7 separate regions of the Homo sapiens genome follow, and regions 1, 2, 4, 5, 6 and 7 are each linked to region 3. A link is a contact called in ENCODE Hi-C data. All regions are on one chromosome and are shown on one strand. Each heading gives the region's core, a stretch centred on a gene start or an enhancer-like site at or near the end of the contact. The rest is flanking DNA. Distances are from core to core; before and after follow the strand shown.

Region 1 (3,434 bases), core at 485-2,984, 3.5 Mb after region 3:
GTCAGGGTATTTGGAGTTTCATCACCTCGAGTATTTATCATTTCTATGTGTTGGGAACGTTTCAAGTCCTCTCTTCTAGCTATTTTAAAGTATACAGTTCATGGTTGCTATGGAACATTAGAATGTAGTCCTTCCATCTGGCTGTATGTTTGTATCGTTTGACCAGCCTTTCTTCATTCCCCGCACCCCACACACACGTCCTTCCCAACCTCTGGTATTCATCATTCTAACAATGGGTCCACTTCTGCCTCTTTTGCTAACTATTCTCTTCCCCAGCCTTGATTTCTCTGTCTGTACCTTGACTCTGGGGGAGGCTTTCAGGTTCCAAGAGAGGTACCTTTTTCTTGTTGTTGTTAATTTCTTTGTATATAAGTAATTCTTGAATGCGTTGTTGCTTTAAAAATCCTAAGAATTGGCCAGGCGTGGTGGCTCACGCCTGTAATCCCTGCACTTTGGGAGACTGAGGCGGGCGGATCACCTGAGGTCAGGAGTTTGAGACCAGCCTGACCAACATGGTGAAACCCCGTCTCTACTAAAAATACAAAAATTAGCCGGGCGTGTGGCACGTGCCTGTAATCTCAGCTACCCAGGAGGCTGAGGCAGGAGAATCGCTGGAACCTGGGAGGCAGAGGCTGCAGCGAGCCGAGATCGCACCACTGCACACCACTCGCTCTAGGTGACAGAGCAAGACTCAGTCTCAAAAAAAAAAAAAAAAAAAAAAAATCCTAATAATTTAGGTAAAATGTAAAATGGAAGCTACCCTTCCTTGACCACAGTAATTTTAGTCCATTCTCTGGAGATGACAACTGTTATCAGTTTGTGCTTTTCTAGGTACTTTTTCCTATGCATTTTTTTATCATTAGTAATAGTTGGCCGGGCATGGTGGCTCACGCCTGTAATCCCAGCACTTTGGGAGGCTAAGGCGGGCAGATCACCTGAGGTCAGGAGTTCAAGATCAGCTTGGTCAACATGGTAAAACCCTGTCTCTACTAAAAATACAAAAATTAGCTGGGCATGGTGGCACATGCCTGTAGTCCCAGTTACTGGGGAGGCTGAGGCAGGAGAATTGCTTGAACCTGGGAGGTGGACGTTGCAGTGAGCCAAGAATACACCACTGCACTCCAGCCTGGGTGACAGAAAAGAAATAGTTTAGTTTGGATATTGGTATTTTACCAAATGCCTTTCCATCTTTGTACATAAAGGTCTACTTCACTCTCTTAAACATATGAATGAAATGACATAGTATTATGTCCCTGAGTATATCCAGCCAGTCCTCAGTTTACAGCATTTCCCTACTGCAAATGGTCCTGCCCTGAGCATCCTGTGCATCCTCCTTGTCCTCACTAATGGGTACTTATTTCTGTTCACAGTGCTACTGTAGAATTAGGAGCATGCTGCGTGCAACTTGGGAGATGGCTGAGCTCTGTCATTCTCTGCTTTCAGGCAATCCCGCCCTCTCTTTTACAACCACCCTTACACTGTCTGCTGAAGAACAGGGGATGGTGTGGAGGGCTCCAGGTTCTCACCCAGGCCTCCTGAGCAAGGGACCCTCCTTTCCTGCTCTCCAGAGAAGCCCCCTCCATGACCAGAGCTAACAGCTGAGTGTGTCAAACTGCCTCTGCCCTGCCCAGAGCAAACAAGCCGGACAGGATCGACAGAAGATGAGATAGCAAGATGACCTCACTCTGCCCCTTCTTCCCCATCCACAGCATGTCAAAACCAGAAGGGCTCTTACGTATCCCATTGCACAATTCCATGCCATGCAGAGGAGGGTACAGAAGCACAGAAAAGGAAGAGTGTCCACTCAAGGTCACACAGCAAGCAGATGGCAAGCTAGGACCTTGGCTCTGGACTCTCAATTTGCCATTGGACTGTGAGACAGGTATCCAGGCGCTCAGCCTCAGATGGCAAGCTAGGACCTTGGCTCTGGCCTTCCAGTTTGCCATTGGACTGGGAGACAGGTATCTGGGCCCTCAGCCTGTCTCTTTCCCCACCCCCATCCAGCTACTGACACCATTTTCTGTCCAGCTCCTTCAGGGTCCTGCCTGCCAGGCTGACCCAAATGCTAGAAATAATGTCTAGTGCTTTTGCCAGCTCCAGGCCCTCTGAGGCAACCAGAACTAGCAGACACCCTGGGAAGCTGATATGGGACAAGAAAACGGGAGCCCTAGGGAGGAAGAAAATAAATAAGGTGTATTAGAAAGGCTTTCTCTAGGCCTCAGTGTCATCGTCTGTGAAGTGAGGCCTTGCACTCAAGGCCCTTCTGATGCTTGTCTGCTGTGGTCTGGCTCACCAGGTGCAGGGGTATTTAAGAAGGAAGTGGTCCTTTGCTCCCCTGAGACACCTCATCAGTTGGTCAGATAGGAGCAGTGGAGACCACATCCGCCCCTGACTTGTGTGCTCTGGGGGTCCTGCAGGTGTTCAGAGCATAGGCCGTGTCCCCGGTGCAGCGGAGTGGTGCAGCCTGGCACTTCTAACTTTAAGTTGGTTGTACAATCACATTGGACTGTCCTCCAGCCAGTGAGGAAATGTTGACCACACACTATATGATATGAAGGGGATGAATTAAATCTTTAATGTCCCTGGCAGTGTTTGAGTTTCAATGACATCAAATTCAGGCATTACTTTGGCAGAATATCTCTGCCCATCTTAGAGATGGGGAGGCTAAGGCCTGTATTTATGGTGTTCTGTCTGAGCTTCTGTAATTCGGGTGTGAACACTAACATTTCTCAACAGCCCTGATCATTTAGGCCCCGCCCTTCCTCCCCGAAGGCCCTGGAGTGGGGCCCCTTGGGCCACACTCCCCGCCTCCTTCCTGCCTCTACCCTCGGCCAATAGGCTCTGACTGTGGTTACTTAGATCCCAGCACTAGTGGTGCTGGGCCAGACACCGGAAAGGCAGCTCTGATATTGAGGAGGGTGTGACCTGAGCCCCTTGAGACTTAGAATCACCTCTCCCCTACAGGCTCAGCTACTCAGATAAAGCTGACCCTGGCATCAGGGGGACGGAAAGGACTCTAGCCTCAGCTGTGAGTCTGGATTCTCCCCAGGGCTCTGCTTCCCTGCTTTGCAGCTTCTGACAAGTTATCTGCCCACCCACCTCTGGGCCTCAGCTTTTCTATCTGGAAAAAGGAGGTGGGGATTGGAGTCAGCTGCCTCCTGGGGCCCTTCCAACCCTGCTCTGGGTTCCCGTAAGCCTTCCTCAGCCAGGATAGGTGTGATAGAACTACATGCTCAGAGGAAGCCAGGCCTGTGATGTATGGGACACGGAGGAGCTGGGTGAACTCTTAAGGAGTCTTCTTTAATTACTAAATTCTCTAAGTTAAGCAGGAACAATGAGGACACAAAGCACTTAATCAGAAATACACAAGCCTTGAAGGCTGACAAACAGAATGGAGTGATGGCTCCCAAAGAGGGCTAGCTCAAGTCTCTGCA
Region 2 (3,329 bases), core at 331-2,830, 3.5 Mb after region 3:
GAAATAGGCTTTGTGTTAGATGATATTGCCCAACTGTAGGCTAATGTAAATGTTCTGGGCATGTTTAAGGTAGGCTAGGCATGTTTAAGGTAGGCTAGGCTATGATTCTCAGGTTAGCTGTATTAAATGCATTTTCAACTTATGATGGGTTTATCAGAACATAACCTCATGGAAAGTTAAGGAGCTTCTGTATATAATACATTACTGACGATAGTCACCCTGGTGTGCAATAAATCTCAAAGCCTATTCCTTAGCAGAACTTGGTGGCCCACACCTGCAGTCCCAGCTACTCAGGAGACTGAGGTGGGAGGACTGCTTGAGCCCAGGAGTTTAAGGCTGCAGTGAGCTACAATCGCCCCACTGCACTCCAGCCTGGGTGACAGAGTGAGACCCCACCTCTACTCTCAACTTCTGTAAGTTCAACTTGGTTAGAATCCGCATATAAATGAGATAATAAAACAGAACTACCATATGAGCCATTATCCCACTTCTGGGTATATATCCAAAGGAACTGAAATCAACATTTCGAAGGGCTATCTGCACTCCCATATTCATTGCAGCATTACTCACAATAGCTAAGATATGGAAATAACCTAAGTGTCCATCAACAGACACTTGATGGATAAAGAAATTATCCATCAACAGACACTTGATGAAGAAATTATCCATCAAATTGAATGCATAAAGAAAATGTGGCATATATACACAACAGAATACTATTCAGCCTTTAAAAGGGGGAACATCTTGTCATTTGCAACAACATAGATTGAATCTGAAAGACATTGGGCTAGCTGCAATAAGCCAGGAACGAGGCTTTTTCAGGTGAAGGGATTACAGAACTTCCCTTTCCCAGGGATCTGCAGCACGGTGTGAATGAGAAGTGAAGGAAGAAGCGGTGTCAATGAGAAGTGAAGGAGGAAGCTTGGAGGGTACGGGGACTGTTGTCTCAGTGGCTCATAACCAAGGGCAGCGGGGTCACAGGCCTGGGTATTTGTCACCAGATGGGCAAATCTGGATCCTCTGGCCTGGAAAAGCTCTCAAACCCTCCCAACTCTCAGGAAGACCTCAGGGCATTCGAGCAGGGGAAGAGATGAGGCAGCAGGCCTTATCATGGGGGACATAAGGAGTGGGGGTCAGGAGTAAGGTGCAGGGTTAACAGGACTGAATCTCTGGGGGCAATGCCTTAGTTTTAAGGCTGTCTGCATTTTCACTCCGGCGCTTGGAGGGAGGGCAGGAGAGTGCAGACGTGAGATTAATCTCTCCAAAAAGGGCCTGGAGCAGAACAAGTCTTTAGAGGCCACCCTCATTGTACAGACCAGAATCCCATAATTAGTTACTTTGGAAGGCTCTAGTGCAGAGAACCAATTCTAGAGAACGGAGTGGCCACCCCCATATCTCAGCCAGACCCGCACACCCGTAGCTGGGCCAGGAGGCTGCAAACAGACTCTTAAAAGAGGGTGCACTCACCTTTTTCAGGTGGGCTTGCGCAGGGGCCGCGAGAAGCAAGCCCAGGGCGATCAGGAGGGGAGCCTGCATCAGGGACTGCATCGGGAAGGGTGGGTCAGGGCGGAGTTAACTGCAAGGTCTGTGGCGGCAGAGGTGCCTTTAAATGCCTTCCAGTATTGGTTACGCAAAGAAGCTGAGTCCAGTCACTGGCAGGTTCGCCCTGCCCCGTCCCGGCCAGAGACTTCCCGGCCGAGAATTGGACCGATTCCTCCCGGCTCCGCCCCCTCGCTCTTTTCATTGGAGCCTGTCTCTCTAGCGTAGGTGTCAAGGCCTTCCCTCTCTGGGGCGTAGGCGGAGTTGGAAGAGAAAGGGGCGGAACTGAGCGCGGCGGGGCTGAAGGCGGCTGGAACGGAAGGGAGCTTAGCACGAGGTTGGGGCGGGATCACGAGGGCGGGGCGGAGCTGCGCGCGCGGGAGGGGCGGGGGCGTGGCGCGAGGAGGGGCCGAGCGGAGTCGGGGGCGGGGCGGAGCAGAGCTCCTGGGAAGGGCGGGGCCGGGCAGGGGATGGGGCGGAGCTGTGGTTTGTGAACTCGTGCCGGGGCCGTCACCTTTGGAAGGACCTTTGGGAAACCGCGGATTCAGTGTTTTCATCCCCAAGTCCTTCCGGACAAAAATGTCAGACTCTCTGCCATGTTACGCTTCCCCATATGTGTGTCTTTTTTTTTTTTTTTTTTGCTTTGAGACGGACTCTCGCTCTGTCGCCCGAGCTGGAGTGCAGTGGCGCGATCTCGGCTCACTGCAACCTCTGCCTCCCAGGTTCAAGCGATTCTTCCGCCTCAGCCTCTCGACTAGCTGGGACTACAGGCACGCGCCACACGCCCAGCTAATTTTTGTGTTTTTAGTAGAAACGGGGTTTCACCGTGTTGTCCAGGACGGTCTTGATCTCTTGACTTCACGAATCCGTATCTTTTTAATAATTATAACCGTTATAAAAACTAACATTTAGTAACTGCTTGAAAGCATGCTAAGGACGCACAAGGGAATGCTTTTTTTTTTTCTTCCCCAATTTTAGCACTGAGGAAACTGATACACAGTGAGGTTAGCTCTGCCAAGGTCGCACAGCTAGGAAGGAATAGAGCAAGACTTCTTTTTAGACACCCCATCAGCCAAGATTTTGTCAGGTTAATATACTAGTTGGAGATTTGCTTTTAGAAAAAACAGGGATGTTGTTACCAATACCGCCAATTTACCACAGGATTGTAAACTACACAAGGGGTGGCATCATGATGCAGGCACTCATTTATACCCAGTGCCTGATGCATAATAGACAATCTGTTGAGTACATGAATGCATGTGTAGAATTTAAAACTCACCTGATCATCTTTTTTAAAGTAAACTTTTTATTTTGGTTTACAGAAAAGTTGCAAAAATACTACAAAGTTCTGTTCGTTTCCTCTATTGTTGATAAGACACCCGTGGCCTGGCCGGGGGTTCAGACTGCAGACCCAGAGCTTGTGCTTGTGCATAACTGGGGGGCACTGCCAGCGACAAGGAGGTGGCAAAAGAATAAAAAATTAAAAAATTTTTTTTAAATCTGAGGGCATGACATTGGTACACTATTATTAACTAAGCTCCATACTTTACATAATGATCCTCCCATTCTGATCAACTCTTCCCTTTCACCTAGCCCAACTGAGGTAGGAGAATAGAGTCTGCAGGCAGGGAACCTAAGGCCATTTCACGCTGACTTCCTAGAACTAAATCGAAAGGAAAACCCTAACTTTCCACACCTAAGTAACAAGAGGACCAGAGGCTACTCTCTTTACAACCCCCCACCTTTTCTGTGCAGCAGATGGGAAATTGAAAGTACATTTCGATTTCTAT
Region 3 (3,560 bases), core at 969-3,468:
GGTTTAAACCAGTTAGCCTCAACCAGCTACGGCAGGTGAGTTTTTTAAAAGCACCAGGGCTACGACCAGAGGCCATCATTCCAACTGCAAGACAATTTTAAAACCGACCCACCACAAACGGACCCAAAACCAAAGAATGGAGACCCGCCCTATACGCCGGCCGAGAGAGGAGAGTGGGCGCGCCCCCCCCACCCAAGCCGACGATCTATTCTCGGCAAAGGCAATGCAAGAGCAGACTCCATATTCTGCACCGCCTCTCCCCCCACGCTGACACGGCTCTGCTGGGATTTCCTGCACCCCTTACCTCCCCCCGGAAAGGGGCACGGTCCAAAAGGACCAAAACGCGGAGGAGGGAGAGGGAGGACTCGCGGAGCGCCGGTCGGCAGTCACATGCCGCTCCCCGCGCGGGGAGGCACCACGTTGTCCCGGCTGCAGAGGAATGCTGGGAAGGGGGGACGCGCACACACCCGCGCCGCGCACACGCACACTCGGGCCGCGCCGCGGGCCCGCACCCTCCTGCCACCCCCAGCGCCGCGGCCCGCACCGAACGCCGAGGCCGAGCGGCCCGCGGGCCGCCGGCGCGGCGCATGGCGCCCAACTGTCACCCGCCCGCCCAGGCCGGCCACTCCCTCCCCCGCCGCCACACGCCCCTCAAGTCGCCGCAGGCCCCTCACCCGCCTCACATTTTCCGCCAACCTCCTAACTGGCTCCCCCAGCACACTCGCCATCGGGCTCCTTCTTAAGGCGGAAGGTGCCCGGGATCGGGGAGGGAAACCACCGAATTCGATGACACGATGGGTTTCTTCTCCCCACAACTGACCCCTCAACCCGTCTCCAAATGGCGATTCTAAAGCCCAATTTCATCTCCCCGAGAACAAAACTTGTTAACTTTTAATCCCCGCATCCGTGCGGCCAGCATGTACTCCGCGCCGGGCACTGGGTTGCCCGTGACATATGCTCATTAAACATTTACAACATGGGGACGCTCGCAACGCTACCAAAACGGGGAGCGCCGGGCGGGGTGGGAAGAGGGGCTTCCAGAGGAAGGTTCAAACCAGAAACCGTCTCTTACACCAGCATGCGGTGGGGATCGTTTCACTGAAACCAGCGCCCACCCTCTGCCGACGAGGTAGGCCCGAACCACACCGTTGCCCACTAACCGCTGCGGCCCAGGCGGTGGCCGTAGCCTCCCGGAGGCCGGGCCCTCGGGCAGGGGCAGGTCCCTGAGTGTACGGTGGGGGGGAGGGCGCGGCGACCAGGATCAACCAGGAGGCAATTTTAAAAAGTCCCGAGTCACCATGACCGGTAGCAGACCCCGGGGCCCTGGAGGTGCTGGGGGAGGGGACTCCCATGTCCCCGGAAGAGGCCCCCGGACCCAGGAGGGCAAGGAGGGAGACCCACCTGGGGGGGACTGTCCGTTCACGGTGGTCAGGACCGGCGGCAATGCGTTCTTAGTCCACGGGTTCACCTTGGGCGGGGGGGCTTCCACGAAGTCCCGGCGCCCCGCGCCCGCGGCTCCGGCAGCTCCTCCGCCAGCGCCTGGCTCGCCGCCGCCCTCCTCCCCGTCGCTGATGGCCGGGCCTTCGGCGCCGGGCAGCTGCAGCGGCCGCGGGCTCTCGCGCTCCTGCTGCCCGGTGCCCTCCTTGTGCGGCTTGGCGCAGGGCGGCCGGGGTCTCCGAGCGCTGCCGTCCGGCTCCCCCCCGCGGACGTCGTTTGGCCCGGGCTCGCCCTTGCCCTCGGGCGCCGGCGGCGGCTTCTTCCTCACCAGCCCCCCGTGCTCTTCGGCCTGCAAGAGCGTGGCGCCCCCAGGCAGCAGCGGCTCCACCTGAGTGGCCATCTGCGCGCCCGCCCCCCCGGAGAAGCCGGGCGCGCCCGAGGCTGCCTCCCCCGCCTCGAACTTGGCTAGCAGAGCGCCCGCGACGCCTTCCTCCGGGGCGCTGGGCCCCAGTCCCTGCAGAGAAGGGTCGGGGTTCACGCGAGGTGCGGCCCCCTCCCAGTTAGATGCAGCCGCCGTAAATCCGAGGCCCACTAGCGGGGCGGGGGGGGAGGAAGGCCCCCCACTCTGCAGTCCAGGCCTCCTAGGCGTGCGTCCCCCCCCGCCCGTTCCTCGCAAGACGCCCCCACCCCGAGCCCGGCAGGCTTCTAGTCCCGTCCCTCCCTCCCCCCCGCCCCCGGGGCGGCCCGGGCTTCCCGGCTCGGGGGCTGCAGCAATATGGACGGACGGGGGAGAGGCGCGGCGAGCCAAGCAGACCACGCGATCCGCGGCAGGCGGCGGGCGGGCGCGCGCCTCACGACGCGGCGGGCGAGGGGAGGGGACGGCGCAGCGGGGGCGCGCCGCTGGCCGGGCCCTGGGCGACGGGCGGGCAGGAGGCGGCGGGACGGCGCGCGCACGGCTACGCGGTCCTGCCCCTCGCCCCGCCCCTCGTCTCCGATTCCTCAGAGCACCTCCCGGGCTGGGGGTAGGGACGCTCAGACCGGACGGGGGCGAGCACGTGCCTGATGCAATTCGGGAGTTGTCGGTGGGGGCGCTGACGGGGATAGGAGAGAAGGCTGGGCGAGGAGGGGAGGTATCTTAAAGGGCCAGCGCGTGAGAGCGGCCTCAGGTGGAGCACATGGGACCCGGCCACGCGGCCTGCCGGGCCTGCTCGTGCTCTTTAGGCTGGGTGTCAGATTCAGGGGAAGGAGCCATTAGTGTCATTCCTGACTTCTAGGAGGCCGAAGGGAGGACCCTCATCCGCCCCGAGGACGCGCCAACGCCGCCCCCTCCCCTGTGCCCGGCGGGCCTGGCCCCTTCGGTCCCCGCCCGGGTGACCTTGGTTGGGTGAGCCGTCCGCACCTCAGTGGGTTGTGCTCCGCGCCTCGCCGCCGCTGGGCCTGGCCTCGACACTACCCGGAGATGGGTTCAACTCCGGGCCTGGAAAGCGAGTCTTTAGCCCTTGCGGGCAGCCGGCGCCTAGGAAGTGGGAACGGAATTACTAAAGCCCTCACCCAGGCCAGGCCCTTCTCCCCGCCGCGAAACCTTGTATTTATGGGCAGGAAATGTCTTTTCTTTCAAGTGGATGTCGTTTTTTTTCTAAAGAATTGCTTTGGGCGGAGTTGAACCGTCCCTGGATTGGGACTTCTGAGATCTGAGATTTTATCCTGGCCCTGCCCCCTTACCATCTCTGCAGCAGTGACTTCCAGCTTCGTGGGCCTCAGTTTCTCTATTGTAAAATGAAGGAGCAGTGTATGACAGCAGTTTCAAACTTCAGTGTACATTCGATTCAATACTTACTGACCTCGTACTGTGGGGGCCTTGCAGGGTTCTAGGAAACGGGTTTGGTATAAACTAGGCTAACAAAGTCCCTATCCTCATGGAATTTATTCTAAGGTGGGGAAAGAGACAATAAACAAGTAATAAATTATTGTCTAGTATCTATGAAGACAATAGTTAAACTGTGGTAATCAGTTAGACTAGATGGGCTACTTTTGTTTGGGTGATAAGGGAAGACTTCTTTGAACGCAGATGCCAAAGTATTAGGAATCAGGCTCGGTCTGGGACTGGACCCAGAAATCTGCGT
Region 4 (3,548 bases), core at 557-3,056, 4.5 Mb before region 3:
AATGTAAAGCAAGTGTCTTAATTTAGGGTAACGTATTCCATTTTAGACAGAACTATAACAAATGTTATATTCTTCAATTAAAAGTGGACCTTTTGAGTTAAACTGAAATACAGTTTAAATATTTTCTGTAAGACATAAGAATAAAAGGGAATCCTACGAGAGCTAGAAAGGCAACCAGCACTAATATCGCATATATTGTGATGCGTAGTAGTGCAGAGTTTGGAGTGAAATCATCTGAGTTCCAGGTGACCCTGGACAAGTGATTGCTCTTCTAGACTAGTGGTTTTCAAAGCATGGTCCCTGGGCTAACGAACAGCATTGACCTCACTTGGTAATTTGGTAGAAATGTAATTGGGGTGGAGAGAAGGGACCTAGGAATCTGTGTTTTAACAAGGTCAGTCCTCCTCACCTCTGATGAATGCTCAAATTTGAGAGTCAGTACTACAGGCTCTTCAATGTTTTCAGCCTTAAAAAAAATGTGCCAGAGGGCATGGGCTCTATATGGTTAATAAAGCAGCATAAAAACGTTACGAAGCACCTATCCCACAAGTGGAAATTCCAAGTTGGCAAATGCCTTAAAGGGCCAAGCGAAACAAACACCATAAAAATTGTAAATGCATATGTCTTTAAGATTTGTTTAAAAGTTACTGAACCTTATTTCATCATTAAGACCGTTCACACCAATGAAGCAGTGTGATATAAATGCATGAGCTATTTTGCTTTCACATTTAACCTTCTTTCTTAGTATTTTGTATCATTTCAGATCCCATCAGATTTATAAGCTGAAAAATGATTTGGGGTGTGGGGAGGAGTGAAGTTGGCAAACCCAAACAAGCAAGCAAAGAATACACTTCCATATGGTCAACCTAGGGTCAAGAATAGCTGTTTAGGTTGGAGTTCTACCTAACATACTGTGTTGACTTTGCCTAGTCAATCCACCTCTTGGCCTCAGTCTTCTCAACAAGATGAGGCTACTAATATTCACTGGACAGGAGTAGTGTTAAGGTATGAAGTAACACCTGTGACAGCACTTTGTAAACTGTAAAACACAATACAAATGGTGTTCATGATGGAATAAAAACATGCTAAACAATTATCTCATTGAAGCTTCACAATCCTGAACCAACAGCTGTTGTCCTCATTATACAAATGAGAATCCTGAAAAGAAATTAAACTTGCCCGGGACCACAAACCTAAAAAGTGGCAAATGAAGAAATTTTAAAGTATAGCAGTAAAAGTAACACTTTGGGAATTAACGGGAGGTTAACTTTCAACAATCCCAGCAAAAGATAACCGTGAAGCACTAAGAACTCCGGCGAGAACCGCACACCAGCAACAACTGCGAGGTGGTGCAGGGTCGGGGGCTGTGCTAACTGACTTAGGGGAGCATTAGGAGGCAGGTGGAGGCTCCAGAACCAAAAAGGCCGGGATGCCTTCAACAAGGAGGTTGAGGGGAGGGATGGACAAGCCTGAGAAGACGGAGGAATGAAGTTTGGGGACGCAAAACCCACTGGGAAACAGAAAGCCCTCCAAATAGGCTAGACTGCTGGATGGGAGGACAGCGGCCCCCGCGACTAAGCGGGCCGGGGCTAGGGGCCTGGGCGTCAGACTAGGACAGACACTATCCCCAGCCCGCCGCAGTGCAAGCCACGCCGCGCGGGCCGCAAAGCCACTGTCCCCGAGCCCCAACAGCGTCTCCAAGGGCAGCGCGCCAGGGTGCCCCGCAACCCCTCACCTGGAGCGCGGTGGAACCTGCGGCAGCGGACGCAGAAACCGGCCGCTGAGAGACCGAAAGCGACCGGAAGTGAAGGGCGGGACCGGAACCGGCTGAAAAACCGGAAGTGGGTGGTTTGAAACGGAAATATGTTGGGGACGGAACAACTGCTTCCTTTGAATCTCTTCGGGTGCTAATCAAATGGCCGCTGTAAGGGATCTCCACAAAGCCACGAAGAAGCCAGGCCTTTCCGAGACTGTAACCGCTGTGCAGATAGCGCCGATCCCTGGGTGGCCGCTCTCTCGTTCTGCGCGTGCGCTCGTTCTGGGCTGGGAGCGGATGGGTGCTGAGGCGTGTGACGTCTCTAGTAGTGTCGTAACTGGGTGTGCTGCCTTTTCCAGGTGTACTGAGGTCTTCGTGAGATTCAGGGCTAGGACTCGTGTGGCTGTGTCATGTTCCGAATGAAGCTTAAAAGGTGATCTTTGAGAACTGAAGACTTGAGACCCCTCCATGGGCCCAGGGGCTGCCAACACTAATAATTTCAGAGACTTAGAATCTGAGGAGAATCTCCAATCTAAGGGGAAACGGAAGAGGGTCAGGAAAGAGAAGGGGCAAGCTTAAGTGACTCAGAATCCAAGAAGCAAGTCTCATAGGAGAGCTGCGATCGAGGTTACCATACAGTATCCAATCGTCTCAACCTTCCCATCCATACTTCCATGCTGTCTTTCCTCTGAATGCAAGGAAAACCGGTTACACAAACGCTGACAAAAGAATGTCAGACTTGAATGGAAATTCGGAGCAGTACCCATCTGGTCCATACAGCGAACTCCCAGTGAGCACCACGGCAATGTAACTAATTCATGTTTCCCTCTTGGCAGTGCGGGAAAGGCAGCAAAGAGCCAAGTTTTGTATCTTAACAGTTCTTTAGTTAAGAGGCACACGCTATTTTGCATTCTTCCCTACTTTTGATAATTTTTGGCTGCACTAGTAATGCATGAGTATCTGCTCATTTAAAAAACTCAAACTTTTTCAGTGAAAAGTATGCCCTTTTCTTCAGAAAGTCTTAATTAAAAAAAAAAAAAAAATCATTGCCCAGACCAACATTTTCAAGCATTTTCTCAAATCGTTTTCTTGGAATAGCTGCATAGTTTTGGGTCTTACATTGAAGTTTGGTGCTCATATGTGGGAGCTAAAAAAAAGTTGACTCCATGGAGATAGAGAGTAAAATTGTGGTTACCAGAGGCTGGGAAGGATAAGGAGGGAGAAGGAGATGAAGAGAAGTTAAAAGGAGCGAAAATATGGTTAGACAGAAGGAATAAGTTGTAGCGTTCCACAGCACAGTAGGGTGACTATAGTAATCAATAATTTATTTTGTATTTCAAAATAGAGGAGAAAGGTTGGGATAGTCTCAACACAAATGATAAATGTTGGCCGGGCACAGTGTGGCTCACACCTGTAATCCCAGCACTTTGGGAGGCCAAGACAGGCAGATGACTAGAGGTCAGGAGTTCAAGACCAGCCTGGCCAACATGGTGAAACCCAGTCTTTACTAAAAATAAAAAAAATTAGCTAGGTGTGGTGGCATGTGCCTTTAACCCTAGCTACTCGGGAGGCTGAGGCATGAGAATCACTTGAGCCTGGGAGGTGGAGGTTGTAGTGAGCCAAGATCATGCCACTGCACTCCATCCTGGGTGATAGAGCAAGACTATCTCAAAAAAAAAAAAAAAAAAAAAGAAAAGAAGAACTTTTGCCTCCTGTTGCTCCCTGGAGCCTCTCTTCTAATGTGTGGAGGATAATATACTTGTCCTTCATTCATGCATCTCTGTAGCAGCTA
Region 5 (3,383 bases), core at 228-2,727, 3.7 Mb after region 3:
GAAGTACAGGCACAAAGAGCAGGAAGAAAACTGGCAGGTGCGGACCTGATGGGTGGAGACGATGCCTGGGAGCTGCTATGTAAACCAGGGCCAGGATTCCCAGTTTCTCTGTAGGATCCCCCAGTGGTGAGACTCAGTGGTGCTTTGGAGTTTGCATCGCTTCCTCCCTCCCTCCCTTCTGAATCAAGGCATAAGTGTAATTCTTTTCATAATTAAACTAGAATGAATATCGTTTTGAAGATCTGATAACACCGTTGAATTAACTGAAGGAACCCTAGGAGGTTACAAAGCCTTATAGGAGAATCCCCAGATTAGGTATATAATTTGGGCAAGTATCTGTGTGTGTATTATTGCGAAGTCACAGTTGATTGATGGGTCTCTCTTCTGTAAAATGAGGGTGTGTATTAAACAGTTCCCCAAATCCTTTCCCCTAATTCTTTTTGAGGATGAGGGCCTGTCAATGACTAAGTTTTCAACAGTACCAGTGAAATGGGTCTTTTGCAATAGGTTTTTCATAAAGCTATATTTAGTTTAAAGAGCTGTTCTTTATTCCAAGGTTAGACCTTCCACTTTTTGGAATTAAAATTTAGCTTTCTTTCTTTTTAAAAATAAAAGGATAAGCTTTTAAAAAGCTTTCCTACCCTTAAAGCAAGTTTATGTTCCTTACCGGTCTAGGAAATCCCAGTCTGTTGGGATTATCTAGCCCACATATAAGTAGGTAGGGTGGAAGGCGGCCTCTGGATTTGCCCACCCGGGTTTGAATCTTGATTCAGCCCCTTACTGAGGTCATCTAACCTTTTTGTGACTCAAATATTATTTAAGAAAAGGTAGTAAAACCCACCTCCCTAGCGTGATTGTGCGAAGAAAATAATGCACGCAAAGCATCTACAATGTCTGGAGCAAAGCGTTTACGATGTCTGGGAATCCTTTACAATGTCTGGAGCAAAAAATGTTCGCGGTAGAGTCTTTATGGGTCTTTTCAGCTCGGAATTTCTATAGCTTTGTTAAGAAGAGTCCTGGAGTGCCCTGGACGGAACTCTGGGGGCCTGAGCTCCAGCTCTGGCTTAGGGCCAAATGCTTACGTGCCTTTTGGCAGGTCCCCTCCCTGTTCTGGCCTGTGTTCCCCTCGGCACAAGGAAGGGGCTGGGTGGTCTCTGTGGCTCGCCTCCGCTCTGAAATTCCGGCTTTCAAGGTGGCCCCAGGCCTTCGACAGGGGCTTCCGGCGCTGGGAGTGCGGCAAGGCGCCGCGCAGGCCCGGGACGGTGGCCCCAGGGAAGTCGCTCCTAGAGGGGAAGGCCGCCGAAGGGACGAGAGACACCGCGGGCCCCCGGAACCGCAGGCAGCCGGTGTTTACCTCGCTCGGTCCCACCCCAGGCGGCCGCGGGCCCGCCCGGAGCGCGCGGCGCGATTGGGCGAGTGGCCTGCCAGTCTCCGGGGACTTTCCCAGGGGTGGGGCGGCCCGGCCAGGCCCCCGGCACTTCCTCGTCCTCGGCCCGGGTGCCCTGCCCCCGTCCAGGAGCCCTAGGAGTGCTACGGGGGGCCGGAGCCTTGCCCGGGCCGCTGCCCCGTCCCTGGATTCGGGGCTGGACGCAGCAAGCGGGGCGCTGTGTCCCCAAGCTCCCCGTCCTCGGGTAAGCCGGCCGGCCCGGAGCGGGGATGGAGGGGAGGAAGGGAGGCCAGGCCCAGATCGTCCAGAGCCTCGGTGGCGGCGGGGAGCGAGCTGGGGAAGGTGGCTTGTGCACCCAGGCCCGGCGCGCGGGGTCCCGGGGCGTCTCCGCCAGCGGCCAAGCCGGGCTGAGCCGCTACTCCCTGCTTGGCGCTGGGCCTGGTGGGGGGCGCGCGTGCGCACTGCGCGGGGTAGCACGCCTGGGAACGGCGTGGGGCGGTTGTAGAGAGCGCAGACCCTCCGGGTGCGGGCGGCGCTGCGGCCCTTTGGGTGTCTATCCTGTGGAGACGAGTTGCCTACGCGGCGTCAGGAGTTTTCGTATCAAGTTGTGGAAGCAGTGTACATATGTCACGAGGAGGAAAATAATAATTTTTATTGGGCGCTTTCCAAGTGCTGATCTTAACGCTGTACGTGTATTAGACTCATTTAATTGTCACTTCCATCCTAAACATTAATATTGTTATTATCTCCATTTTATACTTTAGGAAACCGAGGTACTTGGAGCTTGAGGTCACACAGCTGTGAGTTGCAAAGTCAGATATGAACTCAGGCATTTGGCTCCAGAGTTCCTACTATACTATTTCTGTTGAACATATTTTGTATGCACATTGTTGGAGGCATTTGTGTGCATGTGCAGGATGGATGAGTTTCCAGGAGTGCTTCTGGGGATGGAGTATGAAGGCTGAGCTTTCCACTGTAGGACATTTGTGTGCACGTGTGCATTGTACATTCATTGTGCGTACAGGAGCAGATGGGAATTTTGTGCGACTGGGTGAGAGATTGTGTTTTGGTAGGGGGAGGGAGGGACTTTTGTGGATGATGCAGAAGAATCAGCAACGTCCTTCCCCACCCCCTTGCAGAATGACAGTGCAGGGAAATGTGTAGATTCCTAATGCATCATTTTTTTCTCACAGTACGGTCAAAATGGGATTTAATCAGCACTTACTCATTTTCCAAACAATGGGGTGTGATAGAGGGGAATTCGGCATCTGATGAGAGGTCAGAAAAGGGGACTCAGAATGTTTTAAAAAAATCCTTGACAAAGGAGGGTAGAATTGTATTAGGAGGGTAGAATATTAGTACAAACTCAGCATCCCCGTGGTGGTCTCTGTTTTGCAACAGAAGAAACTGAGGCAGTGAAAAAACTGATAATGCTAATAGCTTACTATGTGCCAGGCACAGTGCTTACATTCCGTATCTCATTTAATCTTTTTTTTTTTTTTGAGACAGAGTCTCACTCTGTTACCCAGGCTGGAGTGCAGTGGCACGATCTCGGCTCACGGCAACTTGCCTCCCAGGTTCAAGCGATTCTCCTACCTCAGCCTCCCGAGTAGCTGGGATTACAGGCACTCGCCACCATCCCCGGCTAATTTTTTTGTATTTTGAGTAGAGACAGTTTCACCATGTTGGCCAGGCTGGTCTCAAACTCCTGACCTCAAGTGATCCGCCCGTCTCAGCCTCCTAAAGTGCTGGGATCACAGGTGTGAGCCGCCCCGCCCGGCCTCACTTAATCTTTCTAACAACTCTTAATTTTCAGATGAGGAAACTGAGGCCCAGAGAAGGTTAAGGCTTTCCCAAGACTAGCAACGCTTGAATCCTGGACCCTGTTCCCTTTCCCCTGACCAAGGCTGCTGTCCTGGCTGTGTCCCGGGAAAATAATGTGATCAGGGACTGGCACTTCATGGAAGCACGTGATCATGCCCCTCTGGAAGCTGCC
Region 6 (3,323 bases), core at 60-2,559, 3.1 Mb after region 3:
CTGTAATCCTAGCACTTTGGGAAGCCAAGGCATTCGGATTGCCCAAGCTCAGGAGTTCGAGACCAGCCTGGGCAACATGTTGAAACCCCATTTCTACTAAAAATACAATAAATTAGCTGGGTGTTGTGGCATGTGCGCCTGTAATCCCAGCTACTCTGGAGGCTGAGGCGCGATAATTGCTTGAACCCGGGAGGCAGAGGTTGCAGTGAGCCGAAATCATACCACTGCACTCCAGCCTGGGCGACAGAGTGAGTGAGACTCTGTCTCAAAACAAAACAAAACAAACAAACAAAAAAACCGGAAACCACAAAACTTTTTGAGGACAAGGACCAGGTATTTATTAATTCTCATACCTCCCAGAGTGTTAGGCACAAAATAAACATTCAACCAAGACCTGTTGCACTGAGCAGTTCATATATAACAGGAGTGACCCAAGTTGAAACGTAGAATCAGCCCTCTCATACCACTTTTTGCCAGGTGATCATAGGCAAGTTACTTAGCATCTATGTTTCCTTATTATTAAAATGGTCATAATTACAATGCCTAAGATAAGGGGTTGCTGTGAAGATTATTAAATCCTCAGTAAACTTTGGCTATTGTTACTCCTATGATTATCATCAATATCATCAATTACCTTATCTGTTCAATACTGGTGGCACAGGTCCACCAGCTAGATGTCTAATCCCTTATGTGTCTATTAGTGGTACAAGTGGAGTTTGAGTGGGATTTTTTTTTTTAAGACCAGTTCCAAATCATCAAGGATGATACCACTAGTAGCAGCTTGTCTTGTCTGTACAGTGGTAAGTCCTGGCCTTGCCTTTGTGGCAAATACAACCCCCTTGAATTGCTTGGCCCTTCTCAGCATTGCCTAATATTAGGGAGGACTCCTGTAAAGCTCACTGGTTAGAAGATCAAGACACTTGGGCCTGGTTCTGCCCCTGGGGGCCATTGGGTAATTCCTTGCAGTCTCCAGGCCTCACTTGCCCTCTGAACAAGAAAGAGGCTGTTCTGGGTCATCCCTCCAGGCCTGTCCAGCCCTGGCACTCTGTGAGTCGGTTTAGGCAGCAGCCCCGGAACAGATGAGGCAGGCAGGGTTGGGACGTTTGGTCAGGACAGCCCACCGCAAAAAGAGGAGGAAAGAAATGAAAGACAGAGACAGCTTTGGCTATGGGAGAAGGAGGAGGCCGGGGGAAGGAGGAGACAGGAGGAGGAGGGACCACGGGGTGGAGGGGAGATAGACCCAGCCCAGAGCTCTGAGTGGTTTCCTGTTGCCTGTCTCTAAACCCCTCCACATTCCCGCGGTCCTTCAGACTGCCCGGAGAGCGCGCTCTGCCTGCCGCCTGCCTGCCTGCCACTGAGGTATGTGTGACCCCCGCCCAGCCTTTCCCTTCTATAGTTGCACCAACCCCGACACCCCCGTTCACGCCGTCAGCTCGTGTGCAAGGGAGGGAAGCTCTGCTGAGGATGCGCCTCTCCTCCCGGCTCCATCACGGCTCCCCTTAAGAGCATGGCCCTCGGTCCTGTCTGCCTGTTGCTTTTCAGAAGGTGGACTCACTGTGTAACTTTGTCTTCCCTTACAGGTTTACAGAAAATAATCTCACTATGTCTTCGGGGGAGCATTTTCTCACTCTCTGTTTTTCTCTGTGTCTGTCTCTGGTTTCAGAGGCTGCCTGCCTGTCCTCTTTGCTCCCTTTGCAAATGTGGCAGCCTCCTCCTTTCCTGGGAATCTGATCCCATCACAGCTGCCACAGGGACCTGGCCAGCAACCGGAGTCTGTCCTCCAGATCTCGGTCAGGGGTTCTGTTTTCCAAAAGGGACTTTGCACGAACAATCAGTTGATCTCTGAAAGGCAAAGGGGGAGGCTTCACCATTAATCCACACCTCTGGGAAGCCTTCTGTTTTCCTCTAATTCTCCTCACTCCCAAACACCACCTTCCGTCCCCCCAATACACAAATTTCAGCACCATTCTGCCTGAAATGGCACCATCACAACCTCAGTCTTGGGTTAGGTGTTGTTCCTGTCCTGAGTTCCTTGGGATGGTAAACACAGGCAGTAGCCCTTAGTTTATCTAGATCTGAAAACCCAGACATCAGATATCGTCAACCAAGACATGGGTGTAATGGGAGGTGGAGTGTGCTGGGGGAGATATTCTCAGAAGGGGGAAAGGGGGAAGGGAAGAGGGAGAGAATTCCAGGGTCCCCTTCCGTAATCCACCCAAGACTAGTGTCCAGCCTGTCAGGGTGTCAGTTCTTCTTCAGACAAATCCACTACCTTTCTTCGCCGCCACTGGCTCCGTGAACTGGCTGTCAAGTGGACTTCCTTAGGGAAAGGGACTCCAAGGACTCCAAGGGAAGGGGGGCACTGGGATGAGTTATGTCTTCCAGGATTCCCAGTCTGCCCAAAAGGGAACAGAGAGGCATGCATTTTCCTCAGGAAAGGACAGCATTTTTTTCATTAGAGAAAATGTTTTCTCTAGTAATGCTTTAGAGTTAAATTTCTATACGCCCCAAGTGCTGGTGGTTTAGTGAGAAGCAAAGCAGAAGTAGGACACAGGCTTCGGGCATGCATTTTATGTGTGATCTTAGGTAAGTGTCTCCCCTGGATTTAGTGCCCCATCTGTAATGAAAGAAGGCTGAAACTGAAGGCTCTTTGGGGTGCTTTGTGTCCTCTAAAATATTCAAAGGAAGATTTCTTAACCAGGGTCTATGGAGTGGTCTTTGAATGGGCCTCAAGCCATCTCTAAGCCCCTAAAAATTGTATGCACTGTGTGTGTGTGTGTGTGTGTGTGTGTGTGTGTGTGAGAGAGAGAGGGAGAGAGAGAGAGAGAGAGGATGAATATGGGTGGTCACAGCTTTCAGCTTTAAGATATTCTCAAATGGATTAGAGGGCATGACGTGGGGATGGAGTGAGGACTGGTAACAAATGTGTGTATTTGCTGGAGGATGAAGCCTTCTGAAAAGGGAGTGGTTGAGGAAAGAGAGAGTTAACTCTCAGCTATCAGCTGCCACATCGACATAGCCTAGAGCAAAGAGGGGGAGGGAGGAGAAGAAGGGGGTTGCCTGGAGAAGGAATCAACTTTTGAAACTTTCTCCAAGTCCCACCCACCAGAAGGCTCTTCTCTGCCTGACTCACTCTCCGAGGAATGCGAGTTGCCACGGTAACCTTTTTTTCAGGGTCTCTGCCTGCTGGCTGGAGGGGACCCTTGAAACCCTCTAAGAACATCAGTCTGAACGTACCCCACCCCCAAATTCAAGGCCTGCAGCAAATTCTAGGCCCTGCCCTTGTGATCTCTCAGGATTCCGGGGAAGCCTTGGGCCATGAT
Region 7 (3,268 bases), core at 279-2,778, 4.5 Mb before region 3:
TCTTGGTCCATTTCCTATTCCAGTCATTATTCATGTGACCTCTGTAATTTTTTTACTTACCAGGCTAGATTAAGAGACTCATGAACTGCATCACTGGGATGTGACAGGATTTATGACTATGGTGAAGTAGTCTGAGGCACCTGGATGAAAGGTGGTTATAGTGAGTTATGTACACAATTCCCACACATTTTAAACACTTGATTCCTACAGAGCTATCAAACTAATGGAAGGCAAGTTACTCAGAGTTTGGTTGACTGATACCTCCAGGGATTGCATTTTCTAAATACAGAGCTTGCTTTCACAATTTCAGCAGGATACAAGAGTGTTCAGAATTGGGGGTTTACCATTCAAAGGGCAGAGGCCAGAGACTTGAATTTACAAGGAGGGTCCTCAACACAGACATCGAGATTACAGTACATTAATTTCTCTTGCACATGAAGAAGTTGAGGCTTCACAATTTCAGCATGACCCAGTATAGTTGCAACATCTTACCCATCACTGGGTGTGTATCTTCTGTGTACACTGGCCCTTTCAACATCTAAGGCCAGGCTAGGTGCTCATAGCAACTGGCTCCCCAGGAACTAACGAAAGAGAAAGCAAGAAACAGTGGAGGGGTTTTGGTGATGGTGGAAGGCAGGGGAGATAGAAGTGGGGGTTGCAGAAGGTCGTGGTGAGGCAGAGTGGCAGACAAATGGGGAATGAGAAGTCTTGCCAAGCCCAGAAGACTATCGTTGTGTAAACACACAATATGCTTCAGGCTATGTATTCTGGGCAACAGTTCCTGCCCTAAAAGGTGTGGACATTTAAATTAGGGTAGGATTGCGCATTCTGTGATAGAGACTGGCACAGAGACAAAGTGGAACTCCTCTACGTTGGGGAGGGGAAAACATACATTAGCCTGTTTTGAACCTTAGACCAAGACAAGACAAACACACAAACACCATTTAATTTCATACTGCAATAAAATTCTTTGTACCAAACCATGGGATCAAAATTGTTACAGATACTCAGTGAACAGTTCCAATGCATTCATTCATCCAGTCACTTACTCCACAGGGGTTTGAGTGCCTGCACTTGGTGCTGGGCACGGCTGAGCCATCCCAGACGCCAAGGAGTTTACAGTCTAGTCCAGTCAGTGACGAGGTTAAAACGAATTCTCGCATCATTGCTACTGCGAATGCACCGGGACAGGATCAGCCCTTCAAATTCTCCCACGTGGTCCCTGCAGGTGAGTGTGGGTGTGAGCGCTTGCGGCCCGTGGTGTTTGGGAGTGAGAGAGCACGTGTGTCAGAATGGCGCCTGTCACAGTGCGCGTCCAGGTGTCTCTGCAGTACGCCTCTCCATAGCCACCCGAGCCGGGCTGTATGGGCTTGGCTAGGCTTATGTCTCCCGCCCACGCACCGGAGGCGGTGCGGAAAGCACTCCGCGGGCGCGATTGTGAGTGAGCGCGGGCGCGCGCGGGAGGGGCGCGCCGCGCTGGCTGGGCCGCGCGCAGGCGCAGAGTGCGGAAGTCGGGCCGCGGCCGCCGCAGAGCGCCGGGGGCGGGAGGAGCAAACGCAGGAGGCCATGGCCGCCGACGCCGGCGCCGGCTGCTAAGGGGCTCGGCCCGCGAGCGCCTGCTGCCGCGGACGATGGTGACCGTACGGGCCGGGCCGCTGCCGCTGCCGCTGCCTCCGCCTCCCCAGAAGCAACATCCGAGGCTCGGCGCAGAAGAGCCGCCGCTGTGAGCCGTGCCGTACCGGCCCCCGCCGCCGCCCGAGGAGAACGGGAGGGCGGGCGAGAGAGCCGGGGAGTTGCGGAGCCCGCCCGCCGGCAGCGCCGCTCCCCAGGGAGGGAGTCCGCAGCCTGAGGTGACCACGCCGCCCGCCCGGCCCCTTCCCATCCCCGCGCCCCCCGGCCGCTTCCCACGGCCTCCCTCCCCTCCCCCATCGCGTCGCAGGCTCCTTCCTCTTCTCCCTGTTCGCCCCTTTCCTTTTATCTCGCTTCACCTCCCTCTTCTCCCTAGCATTGGAGGAGTCCACATCCCCTCTTCAGCCGCAGCACCCCTCCCTCCCATCCTCTAGCTCTTCCCGCGGTGGTCGCCTCCCTCCGACCCTGCTCTCCCCTCCTGGGCCCCGCGCAAAGCCCCCTCTGTTCCAGCTCCCGGGCCTCGGCTGCCTCCCCGCCCTCCCATCCCTTCCTCTTCCCAGGGCCTGGAGCGCTCCCTTACATTCCTGAGATGCCCTTCCTCGGGGCTGTCCCCCTTTGCCTCCCCAGCATCCCATTTCTAGGCCTTTTTCAAGACCCTTCCAGAGCGGCCCCTTTCCAGCTCCCTTTCTCGTTTCCATTTCCAACTTTGCCTCTTTTGCCTCTTTGTTCACTTTGCTTCCAAGCTCCCCTCCCTCTTTCCCTTCGTCTTACCCTGCTTTGATCTACGCAGCCCCAAACTCAAGCTCCCCGCTTTCAGGTGGTGCGAGGTTGTTTGGGGGTGCGGAAGGGCCTGCCAGTCCATTTTTCGAGGGGGGCCCATTGCTCTGCATCCCGTCCGTCAGTCCCTTTTATAGTAAGAGGGCTCCTCATCCCTTCCTTTTTGTCCCCGTGGTTTCCTCTGTCTTGCCATCCCTTCTGTCTTCTCCCTCCAATACTGCTTTCCCCACCCAAGGACCCTCAGACCCGTGAACCCCCTTTCTGGAATGAGTTCCCTTTCTGTTCGGGGATGCTGAACTTCGCCCGCGTTTTTCTTCGCGAGCCTTTTGGTACGTGGCGTGGCGCGACAGAGTCAGCACCCTTGGCGAGATAGGAGGGGAGCTCTCGAGCCTCTTTCCTGGAAGAGTTTTTGCTGAACGTAATCTCTTAGCCCCGCGGCGGCGGCGGCCCGGTTGCTGCTGCTACTGCTGCTGCGCTGCCTGCTTGCCGCGAGCTGGGTTGGGGTTACTGTAGTTCAAACGCATCTGAGATCTGCAGGCGTTGTGGGAGGAGGTGCGGGGAGAGAGGAAGGGGCCTGTGCAGTGAGCAGGCATCAAAGATTAGTGGATGGCCTTGCGTCGCAGTCTGCAGTAAAGAGGAAACTAGTCTGAAAGGGAAGGAGAGGACTGTGTGTCTTTTTATTTTTTAAAATACGGAGTGTGCAGTTTTACTGAATCTTGAATCATGCCCAAAAGAATGAGCTGTCGGTGCTGCAGTCGTGACCCAGGCTGAGCGGCCGATGGCAGAGGTAGCAGTTTTATTTCCTCTCTCTGTTCCTTAAGTTGAAAGATGGCCTTTGTATTCAGAGTAGACTCCCTGTCTT

What was found. Hi-C counts contacts between places; a loop is a spot of excess contacts on that map. Pooled maps may share reads with other maps.
Region 1: a loop to region 3 is called in a map of naive thymus-derived CD4-positive, alpha-beta T cell, with 6 times the contacts of the local background. The contact joins the enhancer-like site here to the promoter of LARP1 in region 3. A Hi-C loop is called at or near these places in 1 of 168 maps with a recorded cell type or tissue (naive thymus-derived CD4-positive, alpha-beta T cell), 2 of 37 single-sample maps with no recorded cell type and 8 of 50 pooled maps.
Region 2: a map of CD8-positive, alpha-beta T cell shows a loop between it and region 3 (6-fold over the local background). The contact joins the promoter of GM2A here to the promoter of LARP1 in region 3. A Hi-C loop is called at or near these places in 2 of 168 maps with a recorded cell type or tissue (CD8-positive, alpha-beta T cell and ascending aorta), 1 of 37 single-sample maps with no recorded cell type and 15 of 50 pooled maps.
Region 4: a pooled map shows a loop between it and region 3 (6-fold over the local background). The contact joins the promoter of UBLCP1 here to the promoter of LARP1 in region 3. A Hi-C loop is called at or near these places in 6 of 50 pooled maps.
Region 5: a loop to region 3 is called in a pooled map, with 6 times the contacts of the local background. The contact joins the promoter of TNIP1 here to the promoter of LARP1 in region 3. A Hi-C loop is called at or near these places in 2 of 37 single-sample maps with no recorded cell type and 7 of 50 pooled maps.
Region 6: a map of sigmoid colon shows a loop between it and region 3 (7-fold over the local background). The contact joins the promoter of SPARC here to the promoter of LARP1 in region 3. A Hi-C loop is called at or near these places in 2 of 168 maps with a recorded cell type or tissue (chondrocyte and sigmoid colon) and 4 of 50 pooled maps.
Region 7: a map of CD8-positive, alpha-beta T cell shows a loop between it and region 3 (8-fold over the local background). The contact joins the promoter of RNF145 here to the promoter of LARP1 in region 3. A Hi-C loop is called at or near these places in 2 of 168 maps with a recorded cell type or tissue (CD8-positive, alpha-beta T cell and naive thymus-derived CD4-positive, alpha-beta T cell) and 11 of 50 pooled maps.

The regions. Positions count from the first base shown.
Region 1 is chr5:151,213,696-151,217,129 of GRCh38, reverse strand. All of the region lies in intron 1 of CCDC69 (coiled-coil domain containing 69), which reads left to right. All of the region lies in intron 2 of LOC105378230 (a long non-coding RNA gene), which reads right to left. Among named protein-coding and RNA genes, the nearest start is that of CCDC69, 8.7 kb to the left of the region's middle. RefSeq lists enhancers at 2,183-2,242, 2,593-2,642, 3,423-3,434. Within about 2 kb of position 1,734, at least 11 of the 41 ENCODE cell types and tissues checked have a DNase peak (open chromatin) inside an H3K27ac peak, as active enhancers do.
Region 2 is chr5:151,251,436-151,254,764 of GRCh38, reverse strand. GM2A (ganglioside GM2 activator) reads right to left here and starts at 1,580. Exons shown (of 4, transcript NM_000405.5): 1 at 1,468-1,580. The coding sequence starts at 1,548. RefSeq lists a silencer at 1,620-1,969.
Region 3 is chr5:154,754,035-154,757,594 of GRCh38, reverse strand. LARP1 (La ribonucleoprotein 1, translational regulator) reads right to left here and starts at 2,218. Exons shown (of 19, transcript NM_033551.3): 1 at 1,402-2,218. The coding sequence starts at 1,837. LOC112267936 (a long non-coding RNA gene) reads left to right here and starts at 2,575. Exons shown (of 2, transcript XR_002956231.2): 1 at 2,575-3,560. RefSeq lists an enhancer at 161-220 and silencers at 1,141-1,250, 1,531-1,610, 1,651-2,060, 2,101-2,440, 2,691-2,840.
Region 4 is chr5:159,261,548-159,265,095 of GRCh38, reverse strand. It overlaps UBLCP1 (ubiquitin like domain containing CTD phosphatase 1), which reads right to left and starts at 1,806. Exons shown (of 11, transcript NM_145049.5): 1 at 1,736-1,806. RefSeq lists enhancers at 1,566-2,073, 1,830-2,139, 2,170-2,239, 2,074-2,581.
Region 5 is chr5:151,079,128-151,082,510 of GRCh38, reverse strand. TNIP1 (TNFAIP3 interacting protein 1) reads left to right here and starts at 1,477. Exons shown (of 18, transcript NM_006058.5): 1 at 1,477-1,631. RefSeq lists enhancers at 883-942, 657-1,367, cis regulatory regions at 908-1,677, 1,177-1,965 and a silencer at 1,243-1,912.
Region 6 is chr5:151,684,901-151,688,223 of GRCh38, reverse strand. It overlaps SPARC (secreted protein acidic and cysteine rich), which reads left to right and starts at 1,309. Exons shown (of 10, transcript NM_003118.4): 1 at 1,309-1,359. It overlaps CLMAT3 (colorectal liver metastasis associated transcript 3), which reads right to left. Exons shown (of 5, transcript NR_109873.1): 4 at 2,273-2,395; 5 at 314-1,842. RefSeq lists enhancers at 541-1,368, 1,369-2,198, 3,027-3,323.
Region 7 is chr5:159,207,813-159,211,080 of GRCh38, reverse strand. It overlaps RNF145 (ring finger protein 145), which reads left to right and starts at 1,528. Exons shown (of 11, transcript NM_001199383.2): 1 at 1,528-1,850. It overlaps LOC107986468 (a long non-coding RNA gene), which reads right to left and starts at 3,054. Exons shown (of 2, transcript XR_001742943.2): 1 at 2,401-3,054; 2 at 929-1,222. RefSeq lists enhancers at 1,056-1,155, 2,743-2,862, 2,973-3,022, 3,113-3,162, 2,762-3,268 and silencers at 1,326-1,615, 1,656-1,845.